2 separate regions of the Homo sapiens genome follow, and region 2 is linked to region 1. Evidence: read pairs that join two places in POLR2A ChIA-PET (ENCODE). Cell type or tissue: Caco-2. All regions are shown on one strand. Each heading gives the region's core, and the rest is flanking DNA. Links, peaks and the distances in the headings are about the cores only.

Evidence for each region. ChIA-PET counts read pairs that join two places held together with the same protein. Peaks named below come from ENCODE experiments on the same cell type or tissue, not always from the same donor. Only the 100,000 strongest peaks of a DNase experiment are listed, where the experiment ranks them.
Region 2: POLR2A ChIA-PET joins it to region 1 with 10 read pairs; 3 of 35 experiments call an interaction of 5 or more read pairs at or near these places.

The regions. Positions count from the first base shown.
Region 1 is chr10:28,707,147-28,723,258 of GRCh38, reverse strand. It overlaps LOC107984170 (a long non-coding RNA gene), which reads right to left and starts at 10,141. Exons shown (of 3, transcript XR_001747283.2): 1 at 10,104-10,141; 2 at 8,016-8,144. It overlaps LOC105376470 (a long non-coding RNA gene), which reads right to left and starts at 15,230. Exons shown (of 4, transcript XR_001747282.1): 1 at 15,058-15,230; 2 at 13,521-13,604; 3 at 12,704-12,958; 4 at 12,293-12,524. RefSeq lists an enhancer at 774-1,275. In Caco-2, for the core only: no CTCF peak of the experiment used is centred there; a DNase peak (open chromatin) is centred at 11,312.
Region 2 is chr10:28,789,608-28,804,496 of GRCh38, reverse strand. All of the region lies in intron 2 of LINC01517 (long intergenic non-protein coding RNA 1517), which reads right to left. It overlaps LINC00837 (long intergenic non-protein coding RNA 837), which reads left to right and starts at 8,447. Exons shown (of 2, transcript NR_038376.1): 1 at 8,447-8,603; 2 at 11,553-14,889. In Caco-2, for the core only: no CTCF peak of the experiment used is centred there; no DNase peak of the experiment used is centred there.

The DNA of each region.
Region 1 (16,112 bases), core at 3,765-11,764:
AATTAATTCTTCAAGCATCAAAGGGGAGACTTAATGTTGTAGAAATGTGGCCAAGTTCATCAACTTGGAAAATTAACTTATGTGCCTGGGTTGTATTGACTTCATCTGCTCTTCCTTCTCCAGAACAAGTTAGAAACACTCAAGATTTTGCAAATAAGGAATCCATCTGTCCATGTAGTCATCAAGAAGTTGGGGGTCTCTTTCCAGTTATCTGAGAAAAGTGATTTCAATGCTCTGAAAACCCCCTCGCCACCCCCCACCTCCCCCAGGACTTTCACAAGAAATTCCAAGGTCTTTCAGCCTGGGCCAAAGGAAAAAGAAAGATATTTTTTAATTAAGAAATCAATGCAAAAGCGAAATGCCTTTGGTGTAAGTCCTCTCCGAGTCGCTTAGAAACGTGAGAAAATCTGCTCGAGCTAAGCTATCTTTAATAATACCAATTCTTCAGCGAGCTCCTCCTAGGTGGATTCACATATAGGCCCCCCCAGAGAGAGGCACCTCTGCGGAAATGAACATTGACCTCACGTGGCTGAGTCTTCTGCAGCAAGGGGATGCCATCCCTGCGGCTCCTAGAGCCACGTGTTGCTGGGGCGCATTTACACCTGGCACCGGGATGGGCGGTGCGTTGAGGCGCTTGGAGGATCCCACCTGGGCGGGGAGACTGAGCGCTGATGTTAGCTGGAGCTGCCTCAGCATTTTGTGTTCTTGATCACATTTCACAGGGATTTCACTCCCGCCCGAGCACCCTCTTTCGGCTGCTGCTGATGGGACGCGTGCATCAAGAGATCAGTGGACCCAGAGCGAGGTGGGGACGTGACACAGGGCGGCGGGGCCTCGGGGGACAAAGGGGACCCGCTCTCGGAAGGGGACGTCCGGGCGTGCGCCATCGTGAAGCGGAGACGTTTCTATTTCCAGCCGGTCTGCCCAGAGGCTGAGTTTGCCACATCAGTGACGGCTGGCCTGGGAAGGTTTCTCTAAAATAGCCTCCCACTTGTGCTCAACATGAAGCTGAACCCATTAATTCAAAACACAGCTCTGCGCTTCCTCCCCGCCGCTGCTTTCGCGACAGACGCTGCCCCAGCAGAACAAACCCTTGCATTTGGAGGCCCGCGCGGCTCCGGAGCGCTGAGCCCGTTTGTCTAAACAGCTCTCAGCGGTGGTTCTCATTACAGGGAGACAGCCCCACGCAAACAGACAGCCCTGCTCCTTTAAACACAGCAATTTGGGCTTGTCTGTTGCTCCCTGCTCTTTTTTTTTTTTTTTTTTAAATCATTTGGACTGTAAAGTAATTAGAGGGATAGACATTCCCAAAATAAGAAGATCAACAGCTGAGCTTTGTAATTCTAACGTGAGCACACATATCATTTCAGGCTCTCCCAGGACCCCTAGGCAGGTACGATTTCAATAATCAAAGCGTTTTGCATACATTTTCTAATTACCACTCTTGCCCTTGGATTTTTTTGTTTTTGAACTTCCAAGCTCGCCAGTGCCACAGAGGGTGGGCTCCATCCCCTCTGTCACCGCCTGGCTTCTCGCTCCCATCCTCAGCCTTGCCCACCGCTGAGCACAACCTTGGTTTGTTTTTTTCCCTATCAAAGCGCTGTGCGAAGAAAGGAAAATAGTGTTTTGAGGGGGAAGAGTAAGGAGTGGTAATTATATTCCTAATCACATGTAATTTAAGAGAAAATGAGTAGATGGGAGAGGCTATTTAGCTCTTGACTCCGTGTAATTCCACAGTCTGGGACCACAGGCACCCCACTGTCACCTGGGTGTCTTTCAAAGCCACCCTAGGCTCAGCAGCCAAACGGTTAATTACAAGGGAGAAGCTGCTCTCCAGCAACTGCAGCTCTAACTGTGGAACACTGTCATTAGATGACAATGGCAGCCTTTGCCCCAAATCCAGAGCCTACCTCAGACTGTTCCCCTGGGTTCTCTGCCCCACTTCCGAAGTGGGAAAGGCACCAGGCATGTACAAACACATGACAACAAACAGTAGGGCTGCACTCCGTTTAACATACCAGTATTTTTGTGCTCAGTACATTAGATATGTCACTCATGACATTTGCACAATTCAATTAATGAACGATTGAATAATTTACTGAGCAAAAGCTACTCACATGGGTAACATTGTGCAAAGAGTCACATTTGTTAGTTCATCTGTGAAACAAACACCGACTCAAGGATTGCTGAGAGGATTTAATGAGATAATAAATAATAATGACTGGGTGCGGTGGCTCACACCTGTAATCCCAACACTTTGGGAGGCCAAGGTGGGCAGATCACTTGAGCCCAGGAGTTCAAGACAAACCTGGGCAACATGGAAAATCCTCATCCCTATAAAAAATTAAAAAATTAGCCAGGCCTGGTGGTGCATGCCCGTAGTCCCAGCCACTTGGTAGGCTGAGGTAGGAGATCACTTGAGCCCAGAAGATTGAAGCTACAGTGGGCGGTGATCACACCACTGCACTCCAGCCTGGGCAACAGAGCAAGACCTTGTCTCAATAAAACAATAAAATGAAATAAAATTAATAATAATGATAATAAAACTTTGAACACTGCCTGACACAGCAGGTGCTTAGCAAATATTAGATATTAATACGTAAAATTCAAGCCTGAGCAACATAGTGGGACTCTCTTTTTTTATTTCTTTATTTTATTTTTCAATTTTTTTTTGAGATGGAGTCTCGCTCTGTTGCCCAGGCTGAAGTGCAGTGGCACGATCTCGGCTCACTGCCACCTCCACCTCCCGAGTTCAAGCAATTCTCTTGTCTCAGTCTCCCCAGTAGCTGGGACTACAAGCGCCTGCCACCATGCCCTGCTAATTTTTTGTATTTTTAGTATAGACTGGGTTTCACCATATTGGTCAGGCTGGTCTCGAACTCCTGACCTCAAATGATCCACCCGCCTCGCCCTCCCAAAGGAGACCCTGTCTCTTAAAAATTTTTAAATTAGCCAGGCATGGTGATGCACACTTGTAGTTCCAGGTACTCAGGAGGCTGAGGCAGGAGGATGACTTGAGCCCAGGAGTTCGAGGCTGCAGGGAGCTATGATTGCACCACTGCACTCCAGCCTGGACAACAGAGGAAGACCCTGTCTCAAAAAAAAAAAAAAAAAAACCTTAAAATTCCGTGCATATGAGTTGTGTGTCCAGTACTTTACATACATCTTATTTCATATTTACAATAATACCATGAAGAAGACTATTCTTGTTCACATTTCACCAAAAACTGAGAATTAAAGAGATCAAAAAACTGTGCCCAAGGTCACACAGCCAGTAACAGAAGTGGGATTTAAACTCAGGAAACGTGACTCAGCAGTCTGTTATTTAATCAAAACATTCCTCTCTTTCTCTCCCTCCCTACGTCTTCCTCTGTCTTATCTTGTGCATATAAATATATGTATAATATTTTACATCTTTAAATAATTTCATACAAACGACCTGTTGTTAGAACCTAAGGATTATTATTTTCCCTCAAAGAGATTTACCGCATCTCACAATTTATAGCTAGAGTGCTTGATTGACATAGAGTTTTATTGAAAGTTATGTTTTAAGTGTGTTGTCTTATCTCCAAAATTGTACTTTAAGCTCCTCTATAACCACACTATATCTATTCAGCTTTGTATCCCCCCACGGTTTGCCCTTTAACATCAGAAAGAGTGCAATAGATAGTATGCATTAATTAAGTTCAAAATGAATTAACAAATACATATTGAGTGCCAATACAAGGCATTATTCACCATGTTCTTTTCATTCAAAAAAAGTTTAACATAGCCAGAAATTAAAGATAACTTCACAATATCTTTGCCACATGGCACCAATAGCAGACGCTCTCAAAAACAACAACAACAACAACAAACTTCAACGTTTGAATTAAATGATGAAATTTCTTTCTTTTTTTGAAATAGGGTCTCACTCTGTCACCCAGACTGGAGCACAGTGGCATGAACACAGCTCACTGCAGCTTTAGTCTCCTCGGTTCAAGCAATTCTCCCACCTCAGCCTCCCAAGTAGCTGGGGCCACAGGTATGCACCACCACACTTAGCTAATTTTTCAGCTTTCTGTAGAGATGGGGTCTCACCATCTTTCCCAGGCTGGTCCCAAACTTTTAGGCTCAAGTGATCTGCCCTCTTCAGCCTCCCAAAGTGCTGGGATTACAGGTGCGAGTCACCGTGCCAAGTCAATAATTTCTTAGACTAACATGGGGCAGGAGCCATAATGGTCCCATGACTTCTCAACTACAAATAGTTGCCAAAAGTGGTATCCACAGCCATACTTTATAAGTGAAATTTTATTAATCAATTGATGTATATGAACATAAATGCAGAAAGGGGAGCAATACGTATTTGATGTTGCCCTGGACTATTATAGTGGTTAAAAATGGAGGAAAATTATTATGATAAAGGTAAGGACCTATTTATTCAATATATAAGTACTGATTATCATGTCTTCTACATTGAAGGTGTTACAAAGACGTTTAAGAAATGGACTGGCAGCCAGGTGTGGTGGCTCACACCTGTAATCCCAACACTTTGGGAGGCCAAGTTGGATGGATCCCTGGAGGTCAGGAGTTCAAGACCAGCCTGGCCAACATGGTGAAACCCCATCTCTACTAAAAAATACAAAAGTTAGCCAGTCGTGGTGGTGTGCACCTGTAATCCCAGCTACTCGGGAGGCTGAGGCATGAGAATCACTTCAACCCCAGAGGCAGAGGTTGCAGTGAGATGAGATCACACCACTGCACTCCAGCCTGGGTGACAGAGCAAGACTCCATCATAAAATAAAATTAAATTAAAATAAAATAAAATAAAATAGGCCATCCATGGTGGCTCACACCTGTGGTCCCAGCTACTCGGGAGACTGAAGTGGGAGGATCGATTGAGCCCTGGAGGTCGAGGTTATGGTGAACTGTGATCACACCACTGCACTCCAGCTGGGCAACAGAACAAACCCCTGTGTCAAAAAAACAAAAGGGAAAAAATTAGCTAGGCACAGTAATGTGTGCCTGTAGTCCTAGCTACTCAGGAAGCTGAGGTGGGAGGAGCCATTGACCCTAGGAGTCGGAGGCTGCAATGAGCTATGATGGCACCACAGCACATCAGCTTAGGCAACAGTGACCTTGACAAAAAAAGAAAAGAAAGAAAGAAGAGAGGGAGGGAGGGAGGAAGGGAGGGAGGGAGGAAGGAAGGAGGGAAGGAAGGAAGGAAGGAAGGAAGGAAGGAAGGAAGGAAGGAAGGAAGGAAGGAAGGAAGGAAGGAAAGAAAGAAAAATAGGGAAAAAAGTGAATAAGACACTGGCTGTGAGCTCAAAGAACTCAGAGTCCAATTGGAGAGGTGAACATGTAAATAGACAATGACAACACAATGTGGTAGGTGCAATAACAGCTAGAAACATAGAAACGGAATGTCCTGAAAGCCCTGGAGAGAAGTCAAGAAACAGCAGAAGAAGTGACATATTAACAGGGTCTCGAAGGCACTATAGCAGTTGGCTGGGTAGAGCAGGAAAGAAGAGCCTTCCACACAGATAACAACATGAACACACAGCAAGAATAATACTAACAAAGCATGTTCATGTTCATCATTTCATTCAGCAACTTGAGGGTAGGAAGGACAAATATTATTATCCCCATTTTACCAAGATAGAAGCTGAGGCTCGGAGCATTTCACTTTCCTAAAAATTAGTACTTGCAGGTCATTTAACCCCAAGTCCAGCTCCCTTCTGTCTAAGATAGACACCAACCCCTGAAAAGTGGAGGAAATATTGCTCCTGAAAGGAGTATTTTACTTGTTTTAAAATTGGAAACTGGCAATGGTGGAAGGAGTGGTGAGCATTCATAATTTTATGAGGCTTAATGATATTATGGCTGCAGGTTGAGAGTTGAAGGTTCTGGCTGGATGTAACAGTTATGTCCCCTTTCAATCTAGGTGTCATAAAAGAAGAGAGGGCCACTTCATTAACAGTGCTCTCAGGGTGGGCTCAGTGGCTCACACCTGTAATCCCAGCACTTTGAGAGACCAAGGTGGGAGGATTGCTTGAGGCTAGAAGTTTGAGTTAAGCCCGGCCAACATAGCAAGACCCCATCTCTATAAAACAAGACAAAAGGAAAAAAAAAAAAAAACCACCACACAATGCTTTCATTTTCCCAGAAGGGGCTGCACTTTAAAATAAAAAGTGGTTTGAACTGCATGCCTGTGTTAGTCCATTTGGTGATCCTACAACAGAATACCTAAAACTGGGTAATTTATCATGAACAGAAATTTATGTTTTCACAGTTCTGGAGGCTGGGAAGTCCAAGGTCAAGCCTCTGGCATTTGGTGAGGGCATTCTTGCTGTGTCACCCCATGGAGGAAGGCAGAAGGCCAAGAAGAGGTGGTGAGGGACAAACTCACCCTTTTATAAGGAACCACCTCCCACAATAGGAGCATTAATTTGTCCATGAGGGCAGTACCCACATAAACCAAACACCCCTCATTAGGCTTCACCTGTCAGCACCACGACACTGAGGATCAAGTTCCCAGCACAAGAACTTTGGGGCACACATTCAAACCATAGCAATGCCTTCCTTTGTTTGGGCCCCTTTGTCCTGCCAATAACAAGCTGTTATCATTCTTCCTCTTTAGCATTTTCAGGCTCTTCTTCATCTTCATCATTAAACAGCCATCTTCCTTCAATGCCTTCAAAGCTTGACACATGGACAAAGGGCACATTTTTATATCAATTGATGCAAAAATGAATTAAGATCTTTATCCATTGTGCTGGTGTATGATTTTTAAAACTTGAATTTAATACTCAGTAATGGCATCAGAGTTGGGTTGATCTGGGTCCGACTAACTTAAAAGTAACTTGCCACAGAAGACAATAGTGATTTCCAGTGACAAAGAGCTCAGCCAAAAGTGTTGTTCTTCTCACTTGGTACATTAGGAGGAAAATACCATAGGTCTCATCCCCCACCAGATCCAAGACTTCTAGCTTTTTACTTGTTGGGTATCAGAAAAGCACAGAAAGAGTTTTTTCCACATTGGTCGTACTCAACTATAAAACTTGCTCCAAGGCTAAAAATATTCCTTAAAATATACCCCTGTCACCTGCACACAGAGTAATGGCACCACTTTGGGAGGCCAAGGTGGGCAGATTGCTTGAGCTCAGGAGTTCAAGACCAGCTTGGGCAACACAGTGAAACCACATCTCTATTAAAAATACAAAAAGTTAGTTGAGCATGGTGGCATGCATCTATAGTCCCAGCTACTTGGGAGGCTGATGTGGGAGGACTACATTGAGCTCAGGAGGTCAAGGCTGCCGTGAACTGGGATTGCACAACTACACTCCAGCCTGAGTGACAGTATGGGATCCTGTCTCAAAAACAAAATTTTTTTAAGGAAATTACTGGGAGGAAGCCTAGGCTGTGCCCTTTGTCTACAAGCCAGTTGAACTTCTCCAGAAGTGGTCTAAGTGTTTGCTCCTAAGATTAGAGAATGAGTTGAAATAAAATTTTTAAATTGCCCGCCAACTAGTTAATGCATTTTAAAATAGGCAATGCCAATCAACTTTTTCAGACATACTTAGAAAATGAAGCCTATCATTTGCATCCTTCTGAATTGTACTTCCTGCCTTTGAATTTTAAAAAAGCAACACTTGTGTTCTCAAAAAGAAGGGTAACATCAAGTTCACACAGCAGCTAGAAACGTGATAAATCCACCAGGGCCACAGTGATGCCTGCCTAAACTAACAATCCATTTATTGCTACAGTTCGCTGCCGTTGTCATCACTTTCATGCCTCTAATTACCTTACATCTGTTTTATGTTTGAAGTTTACAGCACTTGCCCACTTTGGCTACACTAGTTTACATCTAACACCAAACACATGTTTATGTTTACCACATACCAGTTCTGCATTCTTAGACTTAAAATTATATCAACTTATAATCCCATTAATGGAAAACTTATGAGAAGGATCCGGCTCCTTTAATAAAACTAGAAAGAACAACCATTTGGATGCTGTTAAGTACAAACCCATACCGAAGGCTAAATGCTTCAATTAGATGCACCCCGTTCAGGTAAGTGGGCTTCATGAAACACTATCTTGGCTGCTGAGTATAGACGATGTCTTGTAGTCCATTTTCTGGCACTCCATGCTGGAGTTCCCATCTTCATTGAAAAGATAAAGTGTGATCAAAGAGTAATTTGGGTGTGCTTTGTTCAAAATATATCAAATTTATATTGGCATCTTGGAACTTGGCATTTTTAAAGTCACATTTGTGAATAAAATAAGTTTTCCATTTTGAGACTGACAGGGGAGGCAAGCGAGCAGTGTTTTACCATTTGGCAACACCTGCCCCCTCCATATATAGAGCTCCCTACAACAGAGCTGGGTACGTGTCTGGATATCTGTGTCTACTGCTGAACGATCTCCAAAGAAAACCACAGATAAGAACATTATTTGGATCTTGGACCATTTCTGAGGGATTTCAGCTCTATAAAAAAGGGGGGAAAAGACCTTGGGAACTGTAAGCAATTAAATTCTGCTCACGTATGCTTCGTTCCACTTAAAGGAGAAACTACCCTTTCCTTTCAACCTGTTTTGCCAATTTCAATCCTCTTGTTGGGAACCAGACTGAGAGTCTTGCCCTCTACTGGAGTCCAACATCTATTAACAGGAAACTTGATCTTCAAAACCAGTAAATAAACAAGAGGTTTGATGACCTTTTGATGACCTTTCTAAGTAGCATTCCTTTAAAACAAAAAATAGCTCTCTATCTAGAATACACTAATATAGACGACTGGTCTAGCTGTCTGAATAAGAGGTCGTATCTTAAAGGAAATGCACTATGTAGCCTGAACAGTAGCAACTCTTCTATCTTTTGCCTCTACCTCTCCAGAACCGACACTGGGTTTTAGAGAGCTTTTCCCAGGTACATCAGAATCTTGCATTAAAAATCGAAGACATAGCCTGGGCAATATGGCAAAACCCCATCTCTACAAAAAATACAAAGAAAACTAGGCATGATGGTGCACACCTATAGACCCAGCTGCTTGGGAGGCTGAACAAGAGAATCATCTGAGCCCAGGAGGTCAAGGCTGCAGTGAGCTGTGATGGCACCACTGCACTCTAGCTGGGCAACAGAGCGAGAACCTGTCTCAAAAAAAAAAAAAAAAAAAAAATCGAACACATCAAATGAGATTAGAGTTTGTCCTGAAAAGCCAGCCTGGGCTTGTCTGAACTCAATGATCGGATGCCTTTCCCTTTCATCTAGTGGCCTGCTCAGCCAACACGAAATCTAAGTGGCACTTTTCCCCCATGGGATACTTGCTGCCCTGGACGTCTCCCTGTTTCGTGGGGTCTCTGAAAATCCTCTCTGATGGGGATCAGCATGCCTGCCCTGTGTCCAGCACAACCCAGAATAAAGATGTGCTGGACAGCACAGGGAAAAGGGTGAAGGAGGGAAGGAGCAGGAAGGGAAGGAGTACTCGTGACTGAGCTCAGCAGCCTGAGTCCTGCTGAATCATGTCAAAGATTGTAATTCATGCTTGCAAAGCAGCATCAATTCTGTTCACTCGGGAGCCTTTCTTTACCATGTCAGGCTAACTTTTGTATTTTTAGTAGAGACGGGGTTTCACCACATTGGTCAGGCTAGTCTCGAACTCCTGGCCTCATGATCTGCCAACTTCGGCCTCCCAAAGTGCTGGGATTACATGCGTAAGCCACCGCGCCTGGCCATAATGGGTTCTTAACAAATGGTAGCTCTGATGATGGGGACCAACCCCCAAGATCACAGAGCTGGGGACTGGAGGAACAGGGACTCCAGCTTAGATCCTCCACCACCAAAGGCCTTACCCTTCCAGTACAGGCTGTCTGGCAGTGGCTGCAGAGGTGAGCAGCAATATGGTATTCTGCAGGGGCTGCACTGTCGGCAAACAAAATCCGTTAAGATCAGGGATTGTTGGGCTGAGCATAGTGGCTCATGCCTGTAATCCCAGCACTTTAGGAGGTTGAGACAGGAGGATTGCTTGAGTCCAGGAGTTCAAGACCAGCACGGGCAACATGGTGAAACCCCTTTTTTTTACCAAAAAATAAAACAATTAGCTGGGTGTGGTGGTGGTGCTTACCTGTAGTCCCAGCTACTGGAAAGGCTGAGATGGGAGGATTGCTTGAGCCGAGGAGATCAAGGCTGCAGTGAGGTATGCTCATGCCCTGTACGGTAGCCTGGGTGACAGAGTGAGACCCTATCTCAAAAAAAAGAAAAAAGACCAGGGATTGTCTCAGTCCATTCAAGTTGCTATAACAAAGTGCCTTAGACTGGGTAATTAGTACACAACAGAAATTGACTGTTCACAGTTCTGGAGGCTGAGAAGTCCAAAATCAAGGCACCATCAGATTCGGTGTCTCTTGAGGGCCCATTCCTCATAGATGGTGCCTTCTACGTGTCCTCACAGGGCAGAAGAGGAAAGGGGCCAACACCTCTCTTAAGCTTCTTTTATAAGGGCACTAATCCCATGCATGAGGGTGGAGCCCATGTGACCTAATCACTTCCCCAAAAGCCCCATCTCTCAATACGATTACACACTGGGGATTCCATTTCAATACATGAATAGTGAAGGGGCTCATACCTGTAATCCCAGCTCTTTGGGATGTGTAGGCAGGAGGGTTGCTTGAGCTCAGGAGTTCAAAACTAGCCTGGTCAACAGAGTGAGACCCCATCTCTACAAAAAGCCAGGCATAGTAGCGTGCACCTGTAGTCCCAGCTACTTAGGAGGCTGAGGTGGGCAAATCACTTGTGCCCAGGAGTTTGAGGCTGCCATGACAGCCTCGGTGACAGAGTGAGACCCCATATCTAAATTAAAAAAAAATTAGGGGGACACAAACATTCAGATTATAGCAGGGATTTAGGTTCTATAAGATACATTTGTCCACATATCCCCAAGTCTATAAAAAGATACTAATGGACAAGTACCAAGGTGTTATCAGTGGTTGTCCCTGGGTATTAAGTTTTCTGGGTGTTGACATTACAGTGGTTTTTATATTCTTTTTATTTATCTGTAGTTTCTAATTTTGCTCAAATGCTCATGTAGTAAGAAGAAAGTTTGGAATCTACTGAAGAATATCTATAGCATGGAGTGTCTGCCTAGTGGACCTATGATACTTAAAGAGAACTGGGGCCTAGTGCAGTGGCTCACACCTGTAATTCTAGAACTTTGTGAGGCCTGAGTTGGGAGGATCACTTGAGTCCAGGAGTTCAGGACCAACCTGGGCAACATAGTGAGATGCAATCTCCACAAAAAGTTAGTCAGGCATGGTGGTGCATGCTTGTAGTCCTAGCTGCTCAGGAGGCTGAACTATGACCACGCCATGGCATTCCAGCCTGGTGACAAAGCAAGACCCTGTCTGTGGGAAAAAAAAAAAAAAAAAACAAAACTGAAACCGAGTACCTGTAGGTAGCCTTTGAAAATCTTTATTTTAGACCCCCGAAAGGTCTGCTCCAGCAGAACTATTCTTTTTTTTTTTTTTTTTTTTGAGACGGTGTCTCGCCGCATCGCCCAGGCTGGAGTGCAGTGGCACAATCTCAGCTCACTGCAACCTCCGCTTCCTGGGTTCAAGCGATTCTCCTGCCTCAGCCTCCTGAGTAGCTGGGATTACAGGTGTGTGCCACCATGCCCAGCTAATTTTTGTATTTTTAGTAAAGACAGGATTTTACCATGTTGGCCAGACTGGTCTCGAACTCCTGACCTCAAGTAATGGGCCCACCTTGGCCTCCCAAAGTGCTGGGATTCTCAACCAAGCCCAGTTGAGAACTGCTCTTTTAACGGGGGTTGGAGGGTACTTCGTTTTTTGTACAGAAGCTTTATTAATGGCATTGAATGCCATATCAAGCATTAAAGCAAGCCTAGTGACAAGATGTTGCTGTCCTTCCCTTTCATTTCTGTCTCTATTCCCAAATGACAACAGCCATTTGAATCAGAGATACATGCATAGATTGGCCTTGACTTCTGCCATAAGGAATTACTCACAGGGTGTGTTGCAATTGTCTTCAAGGATGTCTTTCAATAAAAAGAGCATTTGACAATCTTGGCAAAGCCGGGCCTAAGCCCCCTGCTCTAAGCTGATGAACTTGGGACTCCCTCTGGGGACAGAGTCAAGTGTTCTGAAAGTCTCCTGCTCACAGAGATTTCACATTCTCAGTTTAGTCTTTCCTGCCAGATAAATGGCCCTAGACACCATGACCAAGTTCATTCACTTTGTCCATCCACCCACCATCCAGTGAACTCCTGGCCTCTAGGCATCTCTTACCAGTGCCAGGGCCTGGACACCACCTCTGTCCACTGCACCTTCCTTTGCCTTCTAGAAGCATTCCATCTAGATCTGCTTTTTCATTTTCATTCTGAACTTCCTGGATCTAAAATGATGTTTATTTCCCCATCAGAATTCCAGCTCCTAGCTAGTTTCCAAAGTCGACAATAGTGAACTTGTTCATCCCGAGATTGTTAGTGACTGATACAGATTTATGAGTGCATGTCCTGGGAAAACATGTCCTTGGAAGAGAGAAAAAAAAAGAAAATTAGAGAGAGAAAGGCCCAATCAAAGGAGAGGAGTGGCAATGTTGTAATCATGGGTACTGCAGGCTAGTAGAGGAAACATTTGCAAGCCTGCACATTTCCAGAACCTTTGAGTATAATTCAGAGCTGCAGCCTCGCCTGCATGTGAGGCTCACCCTGCTTTTGACATGACATGCTGCAAAGCTGTGCCCTTGGAGAACTCTAATGACCTTTCTCACTGCTGGAATCTGTATCCACAGTTTCCCTTGTCCACTATAGTGGCAAGGGCTTCTCTGTTCACTTTCCGAGTGACAGCTGGTGGAGGACAAGAAGCCAGGCTGGGAGGCAGAAGGCTGGAGCTGGCCCATTTCCACCCCAACTCATACAGCAACCTTGGGGAAGCACAGTGGCCTCGCCCTCAGCTTCTTCATCTGTAAAATGAAGAGATTACACTAAACCACTGCTTCCCAGGCTCTTGGATTTTGTACCAAAAATGCTTAAAACAAAGCTCTTTTCAAAAACGTTTTAGCTTTATCTTTCTTTTAAAAAATACTTTTAGACATATTGTCCAATAAAAAAAACATGGGTTGGGGGCAGTGGCTCACACCTATAAGCACTTTGGAAGGCCGAGGCAGGCAGATCACTTGAGGTTAGGAGTTCGAGACCAGCTTGGCCAACTTGGTGAACCCCATCTCTACTAAAAACACAAAAATTAGCCAGGCATGGTGGTAGGCACCTGTAATCCCAGCTACCCGGAAGGTTGAGGCAGGAGAACTGCTTGAACCCAGGAGGCGGAGGTTGCAGTGAGCCGAGATGGTGCCACTGCACTTCAGCCTGGGTCATAAGACAAGACTCCGTCTCAAAAAAATTAATTAATTAATTAATTAATGATAATAAAATAAGATATTTTATACCAACAAGGGAGAAAAACAAAACTTCAAAGTAAAGATCAGTCATTTAAATGAATAAATGTAGTTTCTTAAGAAAACTCACTATAATCTGAATTTTTCTCTTTGGTTGGGAGCCGTCAACATTCTGGCCTGGAATCATCCCTGAGGTCCCTTCTAGCATCATATCCTAGAGAAGGAAAAATTTAAAAGGGAAAAAAAAAAGCAAACCTTTAGGATAGAGTCAAAGCAGCTCCTTCAAAGCCAATAAGGATGCTTTAGAACTCGGGATAATTTCAGGCTCCACATTTAAGCAAAGGCTTTGCCATCCAGTAAGACTTTAAGAGGAAGGATTTAAAAATCCATCTGTTTGCCTCGGGGGACTCAGAGCAAAAGCAAAGTTTCAAGCTGATAGGCTCATGATAATATAACATATTCATTAGGTCATAAAGGGTGAAATACATGACGGCAGGTTTGGAGCCCCTCATTTACACAGCTTTTAGCAAACTCACTTTATATACCCCCAGCTGGAACTGCTTCTCCAAAGCCATTCCCCAGATTGCATAATTGTTCATTATGTCTTCAGGGAGGGTCCCATCTGCAGTCACGAATCCCCATGAAAATTTGTGGGAAAATATCCTTGCTCTTTCATTACATCTAAAATGTGATCACCCGATATTAAAACACAAAGCGCGGCTACATTTTAAAGGTAAACTGCAGAGCTAAATTGAGACTTGACTTAATCCCATTTTTATGGGCTGATTAATGTCCCGAGTAACCAGGCTGGGAGGAAAGTTAATGCCTCTTTCCTTTAATGGAATGCACCATGTTTCTTGCTTTTTATCAGGGGAGCACATTGCTACCACTGTGGCTTCATACAGAACAAGACTCAAAGCGACTGTCAGAACTTTCTCCTTGTGTCAAATGGACCTCAAATTATCCATGCACCAAAATTCTTAAAAGTCCAAGTTTCAATAAAGGAGGGAAAAAAGGAAAATAAATGGGAAGTTGAGATTTCTTCACAAGAAGATAATCGTGTCTGCTTGTGGCAGCTTGAGATGAGATGATGTGTAAACTCTGCCTCAGTGGTAACAGTAATAGCCACTTGTTGAGTAGCTACTCTGTGCAAAGAATTGTGCCAGGCACTTTGCGTATGTCTTCTTCTTCTTTTTTTTTTTTTTTTTTGACAGAGTTTTGCTCTCATCGCCCAGGCTGGAGTGCAGTGGCTCCATCTCGGCTCACTGCAACCTCCGCCTCCTGGGTTCAAGCAATTCTCCTGCCTCAGCCTCCTGAGTAGCTGGGACTACAGGCGTGTGCCACCTCGCCCGGCTAATTTTTTATATTTTTAGTAGAGATGGGGTTTCACCATGTTGGCCAGGCTGGTCTCGAACTCCTGACCTCAGGTGATCCGCCCACCTCGGCCTCCCAAAGTGCTGGGATTACAGGCATGAGCCACCGTGCCCGACCTCTTTGTGTATGTCTTTTTATTTAACCCTCTGAGATAGCTGATATGAGCCACACAGAGGCTGAGCAACCTGCTCAAGGAGCAGACTTAGGCTTGCCTGACTTATGGGCCCCCCTGCCCACCAGATTGACCTCCCTGACTCTTCAGTCTCCCATCTACCTTGGACAGATTCACTTACCCACCAACGTGCAGCAGTTTAAAGAAGACATCCTTTCATTCATCCATTGACTCATCAGTGAAGAAATTAACATTGTATAGCGCTCTTTCCAAAAACAATATGGCCAGGCTGTCTAGATCCCTCCCCTCAACCTTCGCCCTGACCACAACCACCACCCCAAGCACCCTGATCACAGCTACCACCCCAAGCCCCCACCCCAACCTGAGACATGTGGCAATTTCACTCCTTGTCCCTTGAGTCCATACCTCCATAACTCAGCATGTCACATGCATACCCATTGTGAAAAATATCCATTATCACCATAGTATTACCAACACATTATTACAGGGCTTTACATGTCACAGAACTCTTTCTGATGAATTATTTCATTTGATAATTACCTTAGGCTGAGGGAGGAGGGAGAAAGATAAATTATTTAAGGCTGGGCACGATGGCTCATGACCTTAATCCCAGCACTTTGGGAGGCCAAGGCAAGAGGATTGCTTGAGCCCAGGAGTTCAAGACCAGCCTGGGCAATATAGAGAGACTCTATCTCTATAAAAAAATACAAAAATTAGCTTAGCATGGTGGCTCATGCCTGTAGTCCCAGCTACTTGGGGGCGCTGAGGCCAGAGGATCACTTGAGCCCGGTAGGTTGAGGCTGCAGTGAGCTGTGATCATACCTCTGTACCCCAGCCTGGATGACAAAGTGAGACCCTGTCTCAAAAAAATTAATTAATTAAATTTAATTTAAAAATTAAAAAATTGGCCAGGTGTGACAGCTCATGCCTGTAATCCCAGCACTTTGGGAGGCTGAGGTAGGCAGATCACAAGGTCAGGAGTTCGAGACCAGCTTGGCCAACATGGTGAAACCCCATCTCTACTAAAAATACAAAAAGTTAGCCGGGCATGGTGGTGTGCATCTATAATCTCAGCTACTCAGGAGGCTGAGGCAGGAGAATCACTTGAACCTGGGAGGTGGAGGTTGCAGTGAGCTGAGATTGCACCATTGCACTCCAGCCTGGGTGACAGATAAGAGATTTCGGGAAAAAAAATTAAAAATTAAACTAACTAAT
Region 2 (14,889 bases), core at 2,929-10,928, 82 kb before region 1:
GTGCTGATTACAGGCGTGAGCCGCCGCATCCGGTGATATTTGTATATAAGATCTATTAACCAGCCTGTAATCCCAGCACTTTGGGAGGCTGAGGTGGGCGGATCACGAGGTCAGAAGATCGAGACCATCCTGGCGAACACAGTGAAACCCTGTCTCTACTAAAAATACAAAAAAATTAGCTGGGCGTGGTGGTGGGTGCCTATAGTCCCAGCTACTCGGGAGGCTGAGGCAGGAGAATGGCATGAACCCAGGAGGTGGAGCTTGCAGTGAGCGGAGATCGCACCACTGCACTCCAGCCTGGGCTACAGAGCGAGACTCCGTCTTAAAAAAAAAAAAAAAAAAAAAAACAACAACAACTATTAACCCAGCAAATTTTAATATTGTTGTCATTCCCTAGCTTAAGAGAAATATAGGAAAATTTTCACGGGATTATGAAATTGGTTTCTAAATACCCAGTATCTTTACAATTTATTTTTTAACTTATCAAGTGAAATATCACCAGTATGTTTATAATTTATTTTTAACTTAATTTTTATTTTATCAAATCAAATATCTGTCAGCGTTACTTTAAAAGCATTAAGACTTTGGCCTAAGTTGGACCACTGAAGTAGGGCATGTTTTCAAATTTCTGTCTTTGATCAGTGCTTTTCCTAAACCACAAGTAAATGAGAACCTCATCAACCTTAAAGATATGACAAAGTAAAGGACGTTTTAGTGCCTCCCCTGGTAAACCATTTCTATTTTCCTTGACGCACTGTCAGTGACAATGTAGACTTGATACCTAATTATACACTTAGATTCTTATGAAATTACTGAAATGGCTTCGTTGTCTGGAGTATCACCCGAGGTTCGTGGTCTCACAGCCAAGGAGAACAAGGACGCAGGCGCACAAAAGAGTGAGGTTAAGAGCAGAAGTTTAATAAGCAAAAGAAAGAGAATAGCTCTCTGATGCAGAGAGGGGTCCTGGAGAAATGGTTTGCCAGTTCAACAGTGAAATGCAGGGGGTTTTATAGCTGAGCTGGTGAGGAGGTAGTGTCTGATTTACACAGGGCAAGAAAGACTGGTTGGACCCGGTGTGCCATTTGCATAGGGTACGAATTTCTGGCCACCCCCACCCTAATCTTTTATTATGCCTGGCCTGCGCCATGTTGCCCATTGCTTTACTGTACACGTAGTAACAGTACACGTGGTAACAAAAAAAAAAAAGAAAAGATGGAGCTTCCATGTTGGACATTCCTGGTCCCGAGGTAGCCCTTTTCTGTTGGCACAGCTGCCAGCATTCCCCCATGCAAGTTTCCAGTATCTATTTTTGCAGCTGGATTTTTCAGGGTGCTCTTTGTTAGAAAAAAAATAATTTCTTGGGCTGCTTTTTTGCTAAAAGGGAAGCTCTGCCAAGGACTCTGTTGCCCTCACTCTCTGCCTAATTTCTTTCTACCTCCTATATCATTACCTTGCATGTGATCTCCAACAAACGAAGTAATCTCTACTTTCTCTGAACTTTCCCAGCAATCTTGGTTTCCAGCTTTTACTTCACACCTTTGGGTTCCTCAAGCACCCCCAAGTTCTCTCAGACTCCTCCAAGAATTTAGTGAAATGCCTAGTAGGAACAAGGGCAAGATAGTGTCTATAGTCTACAGCGACTCAGAAAACCAGAGGAAGGAGAGATCCCTCCAAAACAGGCTCATCAGGAAACCTTAATGGCTGAGACAGGTTCTTTGTTGTTATTGACGTTGTTGAAATAAGTTCTCATTCTCTCAGTCAGTCTGTCACCCAGGCTGCAGTGCAGTGGGGCAATCATAGCTCACTGCAACCTCCAACTCCTTGGCTCAAGTGATCCTCCCTCGTCAGCCTCCCAGGTAGCTGGGACTACAGGCATATACCACCATGCCCAGCTAATTTTCTTTTTTTTTTTTTTTATTTTTTGGGAGATGAGATCTTGCTATGCTGCCCAGGCTGGTCTTGAACTCCTGGGCTTAAGCCATTCTCCCACCTTGGCCTCCCAAAGTGCTGAGATTATAGACATGCGCCACTGTGCCTGGCCAAGGGAGACAGGTCTTGATCTGGGCTTTAAAGGATGGATCAGGATGCAGGGAGGAATCATTGGCTTTGTATCAGAAAGTATTCAGGGTTTACCTGGAGCAAGAACAAGCACAGGGTGTGGTGGGGGGCACCCCTGGGAGGGAAAAAGCAACTAGAAGATTGTTCTTATTTGAGAGACAGGTCTGTGGGAGACTCCTAGAAATGAAGTTGGAAGGAAAAGGTGGCAGAAAACCCAATAAAGCCTGAATGCCAAGGTGAGGGACTTGGAAATCATCAGAAGAAAGGCCTCTGAGAGCCACTCCTAACTTTTAAAGAGAGTGACATTTAAGAGGTTTAAGTTGGCAGCCATATGCAAGATGTGTCAGAATGAGGTAAATAAGCAAACTGGGTGAGAGGCAAAAGGGCCTCGACCAAGGTTTATTGATAAGTATGTTGCCCAAGACTGAGTCAAAAGTCTTGCTAAAGTCAATCTAGATTAAATCTGTCCCTTGCCTTTAACCTAGCAGGCCAATCAAGGTCTCCAAGGAAGAGATGCAATTCCTCAGAGTAGGTCTTGGTTATGAAGCCAAGTGAGTTGTTATTCACAGTTTGTGTCTCTGAGATGGGCACACATGCAGATGTGCTGATTATTTCCCTTTTTCCATTGCTGGTCACTTCCTGGCCAAATTGTCTAAAAACAAAAGAATCACAGAGTCTTAGCACTGGACATAATCTCAGCAATCCTGTGGTTCCTATCATGCACTGGTACATCATTTTGCACTGAGAGCCGATCATGTGACCGGAACTGTGCTGGAGGAGGGAAATGGAACACAGTAGTCTCACAGGAGGCAGAAGCACCTCATCACCAAGCACCCCAGCTTGTCCAACTCCTTCATTTTACAGATGGGCAAACTGAGAAACAGACACATCAAGTGACATATCCACATTCACACAGGTATTTGCGGATCCAGGTTAAATACGCAGACAGACCAGGCGCGGTGGCTCACGCCTATAAACCCAGCATTTGGAGAGGCCAAGGCAGGAGGGTCACCTGAGCACAGGAATTCAAGATCAGCCTGGGCAACACAGCAAGATCCCATCTCTACAAAAAGTAAAATACAATTAGCCAGTTGTGGTGGTACATGCCTATAGTCCCAGCTACTCAGGAGGCTGAGGAGGAAGGATTGCTTGAGCCCAGCAGTAGGCTACAGTGAGCTATGATCACACCACTGCACTCCAGCCTGAGCAACAAAACAACATCCTGACTCTTAAAGAAGAAAATACAGACAAATAGAAATATACACGAAGACTTTATATATATGTGATGTATGTGCAATATATACATATGTCTTTGTGGCTATGTATGTAAATATATATGTATATATATAAAAGCTCTGTGGTCATTATGACTATCAAAGAGTTAATAAGTGGACACCGTAATCTGGCACACACAATGCAGATAGCAAAGCTTCCCTTTGATTCAGTTACAGGAAACATATTAATGATCTTTATCACTGGACTCCCTCAGGAGAAGTAACCCGGGAGCAGAAAGGGATAACTTTTGAGAAGCACAATCATTTATTAACACGCCCACCATCCCTTAAGTACCAGTAACTACAAAGCATTCCACTCTCAGAATATACTTTCCCATCTTGGGATGCTTTCACTTAAAACAGGCAAAAATTGGTTGCATTCTGTACCAAGGGGCAGCCCTGCTGAATTAGGTCCTGTGGTTTGTTTCCAAGGTATAGCCACCAAACCTCTCCATTCACAGGATTTTTGTGGATTTGGTTTTATCTCTGGACAAGGGACCAGGCTCTGACAAGCTGCAGAAATCACCCCTTTCTCACAGAATAATGAGAAGATTGGAAAAGCCATTTAGTAATAATTTGATCAGCCAATTTTCCTCACCAGTGGGCCTTAGCACAATTGCCTTAATTTCTCCCCTGGGTTGGAGGGGTGTGTGACTGATGGGGACTCCGGTGGTGTCTGCATGGCAGGATGCACACACACACAGGGCTTGCAGCCGACAGAGCTGGAGCAGTGGCCCTGAAAGGCTTAGGGAAAATAGTTATGTTTCAGCTACAAACAAGGCCAAACCTGGAGGTGAAAAGACAATCAACAAAGCCACAATGTTGATACTCCTGAAATGGAAAACAGCTGTCTCTGAGGGAAATGTTGGCTATTCCTCTGTAGCACAGAGGCTGTATGGCAGCCACCCACCCGCCTGACTTCTCAGCAGAGGATTAGTGTTCATGAGAGAGAAGGAAACACGAGACAAACCAGACAAACCGAGTGACAAACCAGGCAAAGTCTACCTGAGAGAAGAGCAAAGGGGAGGGAGAGTAAAAGGAAAAAGCACAAAGAAAGAAGAGTGAGCAATTCTGCAGGAGAAATACTCCCAAGTTAGCAGAATGAAACAACCACAGCGCACTGCATGAAATAACAATCTGGAACTTGGTGATGGTGATCCCTCAAAAGATCTTGGAGGAATCGAATATGATTCCAGCCTTATTCTAAAGAAACTTGGTCAGTTAACAAAAAAAGAAAAAAAAAAAGTCTTTGGCAGAGTGAGGCCAATTGCAGGAGTATTCAACTGAAATGCATATGGTTTGGATGACTTTCAGCTAAAATGAAAATTTAGGATTTCAAGGTATACTTAAGAGGTTTGTTTTTTTAAAAAAACCCATCTCAAAAGATAGGTTAAAAGGAGAGGGGGTGAGAGGAAACCAATTGTACCAGTAGGGGTGCGGGTAAGGAAGAAAACAGGGAAGGAAGAACATGATGCAAAACTCAAGTGAGACCAGAACATTTTTACCGGGAAAGCCCTGGTTTTAGTTTTTAATCTATATTTTTTTTGAGACAGAGTCTCACTCTGTTGCCCAGGCTGGAGTGCAGTGGCGCGATCTCGGCTCACTGCAACCTCTGCCTCCAGAGTCCAAGAGATTCTCGTGCCTCAGCTTCCCTAGTAGCTGGGATTACAGGTGCGCACCACCATGCCCGGCTAATTTTTGTATTTTTAGTAGAGACGGGGTTTCACCAGGTTGGCCAGGCTTGTCTCGAACTCCTGACGTCAGGTGATCTGCCTGCCTTGGCCTCCCAAAGTGCTGGGATTACAGGCATGAGCCACCATACCCAGCCAGTTTTAATATATAACAAATCTTTTTTTTTTTTTTTTTTTAAGAGACAGGATCTCTCTCTGTTGCCCAGGCTGGAGTGCAGTTGTGCAATCATGGCTCACTGCAGCCTCAACCACCTGGGCTCAAGCAATTCTCCCACTTAAACCTCCCAAGTAGCTGGGACTACAGATGCATACCACCACACCCGCTAATTTTTAAATGTTTTTGTAGAGATGGGGTCTTGCTATATTGCCCAGGCTGGACTCAAGTGACCCTCCCACCTCCCTATGATTACAGGCATGAGCCACTGCACCTGGGCCAACAAATGTTTCTATATCAAAAGAGCTCTGAGTACGAAAAGTTTACAGAATCAAGAAGAGTTCAAGAGTTCTAGAAAGTAGTCTCCCGTGTGGAGCTAGTCTTAGAAAAGAGAGGCTAAATCCTGGATGCAGACACATGGGCAGCCCAAGCTCACTATAAGGCCATATGTTAACCTTCAGTCCCAGAGGCAAGCGGTGAGCCCACATGGGTGATGCCCTTGCAGAGCCAGGACACACTCCTGAATTAGATTTTTGCATACACTTACTTGATTGTTACCCATGATGTCCCAGGATGAGGGAGAACAAGAAGCATTTGTCCTTTTGTGACAGAGGGTCACAGAAACAAGGAGCCAGGGTGAGGAGGGAGTGGAGGAAAATTATATGTTTGAAGGAAGAAGATGGAGAGGCAGCAAGGATGAACATTAAAGGAGGAGGGGGGAGAGAATACAGATCTAGAATTTCTAAATTACCCTTGGCGCAAAGATCTGGTTTACCACTCAAACAGTATAATTATAAAGTTGGCGTAAAGGAGACCAGGGATCTAGTTACTAATTTCTTACTAGCAATAGCATCAAAACCTTCTCTGCTGGTAGCTGGTCTCTTGACAAAAACCGTGTGTCTTGTACATGATGTGACCTATAGGGAGAACTGGTTTTAATCAGGCTGATCTATAAAATGGTATGCGGTTGTGGTCTTGCTTCTCAGATGTCAATCTGAGCAGAGGAGAAAGTGAGGGTTGGAATTGTCAAAGTAACTAAGGTCGGGGGGAAACACTTTACATAAATGCTCCCTTGTCTTGTAGATGCAGTGTATAGGCTAAGTTTGTCAGAAAATTCAGTGGGAACCCTCTGGTGGATTTGAGAAAAATTACCAGAAACATTCCTGTTGTTCATGGTTTTTGGACCAGATTCTGCCCAGCCTCAAAAAGGAAATTCTGGCTTGGTTACAGCCTTAAATGGGTGCTCAAATCCCCTGAACATTTGCTGCAAAAGTACTTTCATTCTTACTCCATTTTGGTTAATAAGAACACCAGGCATCAAAGTCACATCCTGGCCTTATCCCTGTTTACCTTGGCAGTGATAGATATAGCCAGAGTTCCAAAGATTATTCATTTCTAAGGTACAAAATTCCCCTCTCCCCTCTGCCTTTTTTTTTTTTTTTTTCCAGAGACAGGGTCTCACTCTGTCCCCTAGGCTGGAGTGCAGTGGCTGAATCATAGCTCACTGCAGTCTCTAACTCTTGGGGGCAAGTGATCCTCTCAACTCAACCTCCTGAGTAGCTGGGACTACAGACATATCCCACCATGCCTGACTGATTTTTTTTTTTTTTTCTTTTTATTGTAGTGATGAAGGTCACACTATATTGCTCAGGCAGGTCTTGAACTCCTGGCTTCAACTGATCCTCCGATCTCAGCCTCCAAAAGTGCTGGGATTACAGCTATAATCCATGGCACCCAGCCCCATTTTTTTTTTTACAAATTTTACAGAATTTTTACATGGCAGACTTTTTTTCTATCTAATTATTACTTTTGTTTCCTAGGGAAATGCTAAAGTGCAAATGTAGGGTTTTATTTATTTATTTATTTATTTATTTATTTTTATTTTGAGACAAGGTCTCACTCTGTCACCCAGGCTGGAGTGCAGTGACACCATCACAGCTCACTGCAAACTTCATCTCCTGGACTCAAGCCATCCGCCCACTGGACTCAAGCCATCCGCCCACGTCAGCCCCACAAAGTGTTCAGATTATACGCATGAGTCACCACATCAGACCCTGCAAATGTAGATTTTTGAAAAAACAACTGCAACATTTTAGCCCTTTTTAAAATCAGGACCCCTAGGTCTTTCCCAATATAACTAACTAGCCAGTGATTCCTCACTCATCTACCTTTTTTTTTTTTTTTTTTTTTTTTTTTTTTTGATACGGAGTCGCACTCTGTCACCCAGGCTGGAGCGCAGTGGCGCGATCTTGGCTCGATGCAACCTCCGCCTCCCGGGTTCAAGCGATTCTTCTGCCTCAGCCTCCCGAGTAGCTGGGACTATAAGTACCCGTCACCACGCCCGGCTAATTTTTGTATGTTTAGTAGAAATGGGGTTTCGCCGTATTGGCCAGGCTGGTCTCGAACTCCTGACCTCAGTATCCACCCACCTCAGCCTCCCAAAGTGTTGGGATTACAGGCATGAGCCACCGCGCCCAGCCCACTCCCTTTTAAATGCAGATCTTCTGTGGGAGGATTAAGTCACTGAGCCCACAGGGAACTGTGCTGGGAGGGGAAGTGGAGGGTGTGGAAAGCCGGTGGAAAACAAATCTGTGGATAGCCTGTAGGGCAGATGCCTGAGGCTTGGGGAGACTGGGAAAGCAGGTCTCTAAAAGGAACTTCATCCTTTTTCTCCTAGGCCTCAGATGATGCTAGAGTCCTGCCAGAAATTGCAAATAATTCTGGCTCACTTTTGTATTAGTGCAGGTGCGTAGACCAGAGTCTAGAAGAGCAACAACAACGACAATAAAATTCAGTGTGTCCTTGAGGCATTTTCATGAGATGATATTAAATATATAATTAAATACTACTCATTGTTTTTTCTCACAAATATATACCCACCACCTACCAGGAACTGTCCCAGAAATTGATGAGGAAAAAATGATTTTTATGCCATAACTAATCATACCGTAATATGCACTAGAAAAAGCAAAGAACGTAAAATAGTATATCATGGGGACATTCGAATTTATAATCCTAGGAGTGACATGTAAGCTGGGCTTGAAAGAATAACCATAATTTTGCTGAACTAATAAGTAGGTTGTGGAAGAGAGTGCTAGCTGATTAGGAAAACCTCTGCTCTCCTTCTAAGCACGCAGTTAAACCGTTTTCCATCCGTTTTTGCCGTTAAGTGTGGTCATATGACTGAGTTCTAACCAATTAGAATGAGACGGCAAGGGATGTGTAGCTTTTTCAATCCTGGCCATAACATTCTTCTTCATGCTCTTCTCAATGTCCTTTCTCCTTTCATTAGGTAAAATGGAGATGATCCCCAGGGCCATCTTGGAAACAGTTTTTGAAGTTGGTAGAGTCTCGGGCCCGCTTAACTGCTGAAAGAGTAGGAAGGGGTCCGTTTCATTAGCGCGTTCAACCAAAGAGCGCTGTTAGGTGAGCAAAAACAAACCAGTTGTGTCTGAGCCAACACCCGTTTGTCTATGGGTTGTAGCAGTTGGTCCACCTAATCAAGGAAGTGCCGAGAGCACAGGACATGAAAAGACACAGCGCTAAGGTACATGGCACGTTCACGAAGGTACAGGAGAGGCAAGAAATGAGACGGGAAAGGTGGCCTAGGACCAGGTCGTGAATGACATGATAACTAAGTTTTGACTTTTTCTCGTAGGTCAGTGGTTCTCAACCAGCGGCAATTTTGCCTTCCAGGGAACATTTGTCAAAGTCTAGAGACATATTTGGTTGTCTTCACCAAGGGGAGGAGGGAGGGAAGTGCTACTGACATCCATGGGTTGAAGCAAAGGATGCTGCTGAACATCCTGTAATGCACAGGACGGCCTCCCCCACCAAGGAATTACCTGGGCCAAATAGTAGTACTGAAATTGAGAAACCCTGCTGTAGGCAGTGAGACACTAGCAACAATTCTTCTTTTTTTTTTTTTTTTTTTTAAGCTGGAGTCAGGGTCTCGTGCTGTTGCCCAGGCTGGTCTTGAACTCCTGGGCTCAAGCAATCCTCCCGCCCTGGCCTCCCAAAGTACTGGAATTACAGATGTGAGCCATCAAGCCCAGCCACAGCAGTTCTTAAAAGGAAAATCACATAATCATATTTGTGTGTTAGATAATTATAACAACATAGAGGATTCATTGAAGAGAGAGAGGAGATGAGAAAAACAATTTCATCCTTTGTTTATCAAGGACCTATTATGTGTACTTGATCATGCATCAGGCACTACAGATTCAAAGATGAATAAGAGTCCAGCAAGGGAAATAATAAGTACCTTTATGGGACTTGGGGAGACTCAAACTCTGGCCTCGGGTCTTCATCCCCATGAACCTCTTAATTAAAACAAGAGAAGGGCCTGAACTAGAGCAGGGGTTGAGGACATGGAAAAGAGAACCTACTTGAGAAACATCTCAGAAATGAAATGAACCAGGCTGAGTTTTGGAGTGGAAGTAGAAGTTGAGAGCAGTGAAAACCAAAACTGAGGTCTTTATCCTGGGCAACTACACAGATAGTGCTGCTAATAGGAAAATGCAGGAGAAGCAACAGACTTAGAGGACTGTCTTGCAGGGTTTTCTTTCTGAGAGAGAGTAAATATCAAATTCCTATAGGACAGGTACAAGCAACTCACATAAAAATTGCCAACAGCCAAAAAACTGTTTCTTTTTTTTTTTTTTTTTTTGAGACAGAGTCTCACTCTGTTGCCCAGGCTGGAGTGCAGCAGCAAGATCATAACTCAGGGCAAACTTGACCTCCCAGGCTCAAGCGATCTTCTGGCCTCAGCCTCCCAGGTAGGTAGGACTACAGGTGCATGCCACCACGCCAGACTAATTTTTTAAATATTTTGCAGGCCGGGCATGATGGCTCACATCTGTAATCCCAGCACTCTGGGAGGCTGAAGCGAGCAGATCACCTGAGGTCAGGAGTTCGAGACCAGCCTGGCCAACATGGTGAAACCCTGTCTCTACTAAAAATACAAAAATTAACCGGGCATAGTGGTGGGCACCTGTAATCCATCTGCTTGGGAGGCCGAGGCAGGAGAATTGTTTCAACCCGGGAGGTGGAGGTTGCAGTGAGCCAAGATCGTGCCATTGCACTCCAGCCTGGGTGACAGAGCAAGACTCTGTTTCAAAAATAAATGAATATATATATTGAATATATATATACATATTTTTTTTTTTGTAGAGATGGGGTCTCACCTTGTTGTACAGGCTGGTCTTGAACTCCTGGCCTCAAGCAGTCCTCCTGCCTTGGCCTCCCAAAGCGCTGGGATTGCAGGTGCGAGCCATTGCACCTGACCCCAATAAACATTTTAAGAATGTTTGGTGCAAGCCAGGGGTGAGTTGCGCCAGAGGTCTCATATCCAGAGGTCTGAGAACCAGGAGAGTCAATGTTGTCAGCCTCAATTTGAAGCAGAAGGCCTGGGAATGAGAGGAGAATGGGGCTCAGAGGGTGCTGGAGCAAGTCTGGAGTCTGAAGGCCAGAAAATCTAGAGTTCTGATGTCTGAAGATGGGGGAAAAAGATGGATGTTCCAGCTGCAGAAGAGAGAGCAAATTTGCCCTTCCTCGGCCTTTTTGTTGTATCAGGGCCCTAAAGTGGTTGGATGATGGCCATCTACACTGGGGAAGGCAAATCTTCCTCACTCAGTCTCCTGATTCAAATGCTAATCTCTTCCTGAAACGCCCTGCGGACACACCCAGAAATAATCTTTTACCAGCTGTCTGGGTATCCTTTAACCCAGTTAAGTTGACCCATAAAACTAACAATCACATTGGCATTTTAAATACATATAAAATCATTTGCATTAAAATAGTAATACATTCACATTGGCATTTTAAATACATATAAAATCATTTACATTAAAATAGTAATACATATATTTGTAATCGATATAAAACATATATACGTATTTAGATATGTATGCTCTGTAATTCAGCAATTTCACTTCTAGGAATAAATTCTACAGAAATAACCAAATGAATATACTAAAAAGTGCTCTACACTTTTAATGGAGTGTTGTTTATATTTCACTGGAAACAAATGTCCATAAATTGGGGATCGGTTAAATAAATTATAGGACTTTTTGAACTAGATGGAATACTGTACAGCCTCTGAAAATAACATACTCATTGAATGCAAAGATATTCACAGCATTAATAATAACAAATTAACATTAATTAAAGTGACCAAAAGCAGGCTATTAAGCAACCCATATGGTAGAATCACATCAATATAAAACTGTATACATCTAATAAGAATAGAAATTTTTAAATTGGTAAAAAACAAAAGGCAATCATGGTTGCCTCTGGGCGATAGGTTTGTATGTGATTTTCACTTCTTGGTGAACCCGCTAAAGATTCAGTTTTTTTGTTTGTTTTGTTTTTCAGGTTTCCTGCACCACAAGGTTCCTTTCACTTAAAAAAATTTTTTTTTATATTACACCATCTTTATTTGTACCTTACCGTCTAAGGCTATCAATCAAACTTCAGTAAGAACAGTTTCAGCATCAACTAACGAACAGTAGCCAAACCAGAGAGCAGTCAAAAGTGTTTTAAAGGGAGCAGCATCAGCTGATGTTCTGCCAAGTCTCTGGGTGTTCAGGACCATGGTCCCCCGGCACTTCCAGGCCCCTGTGGGCTGCAGGTGGATCCCCAGGAGCCAAAGGGCCGCTCAGGAAAGGGTGGAACTTGGCCTCGCAATCAGCTGGCTTCTGCCTATTATGGTCATCTTCTTTCCAGAGGTCTTGCTATCTCAGTGGACGTGGCTGTCATCCAGCCGTCCTGGGCTGTTTTCTCATAGAAGAGGATCTCCCTCTGAAAACTGTGTCATCCTTCAATTCCTGGGCCAAGTCTGGGGACACATCTTTTCTTAAAGCTTGCTGGTATGACGAGCAGTTCCCATTTTCCTGCACTTTACGAAGTCTCTGAGGTGCAAGCAGTAGACATCCTTCTCCATGGACTCCCCCTGAGGCTGCTTCATGTGTTTTCAGGGCAGTTCAGGCAGATCGGAAACCACTGGCTGCAGCTTCGGGATGTCCCTCTCCAGCTGTGCCCTTGAACCCTGCAGAGAGACCTGCTCGCTGAGCAGACCTTGGGCTTGTGCTGTGAGTTCTGTACTCCTTTGGGTTTCTTCTCACAATCGTATGTCTGCTTTACCAGTCTTTCCCTCGGGACATTCGAAGGAAGCACCTAAATTACCATTGTCATCCATGCTTTCAGAGGGACTTGCGGCCACGATGCTGGGGGACCACCCTGTTCTGCTTCCCTGTTCCCCTCCACTGCCAAGTCCTCATTTTCCATGTCGTCTTTCCTGGTGCAGATGAAGGGTGCTCAGCAGAGCGTGAGCCACCAGGGAAGCCACTCGCCTACTCCAGTTCGAATATTGGGGACTTGAGGCCATCTTGTCTTTTTTGTGTGTGTGTGGCGTCTGATTTACAACTTCTTGGTCGGGCAGCTCTGTGGGTTGCTGATGGTCCATGCTGTCATTCACATCGTCCGTGGTGTGCACTGGAAGATCTCCATGCTGTGAAGCGTGCAGGATGTGCTTCACATCAGTCACTTGGGGAAGTTCAGGAGGCTGCTTTTTCATGCTTTTTTCAGAAGCTCGCCTAGGTTAGGTCCTGATCGGAAGACCTGCTCATTTCCATTAGAACCTTCAAGCAGAGTGTTTGGAGCAATCAAGGACTGGCCCCAGCATGGATAACAGGTAGCTACCACTGGTGTGGGCTGCTGGCTGCATCTTGGCGCAGGCCTTTCTGTGGGCCTCACCTTAGACTGAAGCCCTTTGGGCCAGCCCTTCCCTCCTTCTCACTGCGTGTCGTCTCCTGACCAGAGAGGCCATCACAGCGGTGCACGCCCAGCTCACCCATAGTATCCCTAGGGTCACTGGCACTGGTCCCAGGATTCTGTACATCACTACTTACTGCTGCCCACAGGTGGGCCAGCAGCAGTTGAGGAGGCATTTCGTGGTGAGCAGCAGGTCCTTCATGGCTCTTGAGGGCTCCACAGCTCTTCCTCTTTTCTCTACTGGTATGTGGGTCACAACTGACCACTCAGAACCCTGCAGAGTGTTCCACCTCTAACACAAACAAGGGCTCGCCAACCAGGGCAAACCATCCATTATGCTGGGGGAGGAAAGGCACCGCAAATTCTAGAAAACTGTGTCCCTGATTTTGCTGTGCAAATATAAAGTGACATTACTTAACACAGTGCCTTGGAAGAGGGGAAAGAGTTCACGGCAGCCCCCAGCTCAGGCCACTGCAGGTCCCACCTGGCCTTACAGCATAGCTAGAGGGTCAAAGCCAGTCAAAGCCCCGTGTCCACGCATGATCCTCTCAGGGCAGCGTGATGGCCCGTCCCTGGTGGGGCTCATTACCCTGATTTCAAGTTTCCTTCTGCTGCAGGGAAGCCTGGTCCCGCCTACAAAGAGACTGTCTACCTTGCTAGATTGAACTATAGGACTATGTTTTCTTCATCTCTGTAACCCCAGAAGCTCTCCAGAGACCCTTATACACTAGGGACATGGTCATTGCTTGTCTTGTTTTCTTGTTGACTCTACTCTGACTTAGGGCACATCGCTTTCCCCTCTAGATCTCCATATTCAGATCTGTGAATGACAGTAAGTGGGTGAAGGCCCCTCTAGCTTTAAAACCCCTCCAATACAGAGAGTACACTGAAACCGGAAGCAGAAGCTGAGTGTGGTGAGTGGAGCATTTTCCCTGGCATGATGGAGGGGACCTATGGATCTGGCTATGAGGGTGGCATCTGGCCACTTGAATGGCTCTGCAGAGCTGGACCCTAGTTTTCAAATCAGACTCAAGAATGATCTTTAGTGTGGGTGGTTTTGTGGGGCATATATTTTTTGAGACCTTGTTATTGACACAACAGCTTCTGGGAAGTCTTTTTGACAGAGAGTATGCACAGGTGCGGGCTCCATCTGCTCGGCAGCCGCTGTCTGGTGACGGTGAGCGCTGAGAGCTGGATGGTCCTGTTAGAAAGGCAGCATGCCAGCCTCCGGTGATGAGCAGAGTGACCCGACCTTGTCTCTCCTTCCCCATGGAGCACTGCAGGCTCTTTCCCCAGACCTGCTTCTAGGCTTCCCTTCACCCGCTCCCACCAGGCAGCTGAGGCCACTTTAGGATTCCATTTTTAGTTGTACTTTTTTTTTAATTGATCATTTTGTGAGCATTTTTCTCTCTAATGCAACAGAACTAGCACAAGTCCTTAAAGATGTAGGATCTCTCAGCTCCCACAAAAACAAAGATAATGGCCTATGTAATTCTCTACATATTTAAATTGTTAGCTCTAAAAATAGATTCAGAGAAAGGGTGGACACATGTTCCAATTTTCTCATAACAGTCCTGGGTTGTGCCTGTTATCCTGGCATAGTTATTAATCCTGTCCCCTTTCACTCTCAGACTCTCCTGGTTTGGAGGATAATTTCATTCTATTCAAAGAGGAAATCTACAAAAAGGTGTCATCATCTAACCTGTATTCATATAAACATTTTCCAGTCTCACGGTTCTGTGTACCTCTCCAAACCCCTCAATCTTCTAATCATTTTGTGTATTATTTATAGGAAAAGAGCACCAGCTAAAATATCTTGCCCTTGGATTTCTTCAGCCAGCTGCTGAAGTAATTTGTCTTAGTCTTTACTGAAGACTGAATTGTATCATTAAGACTTTCTTCTAAGTCCTGTTATTTTGACTTTTTGACTCACTCTGTG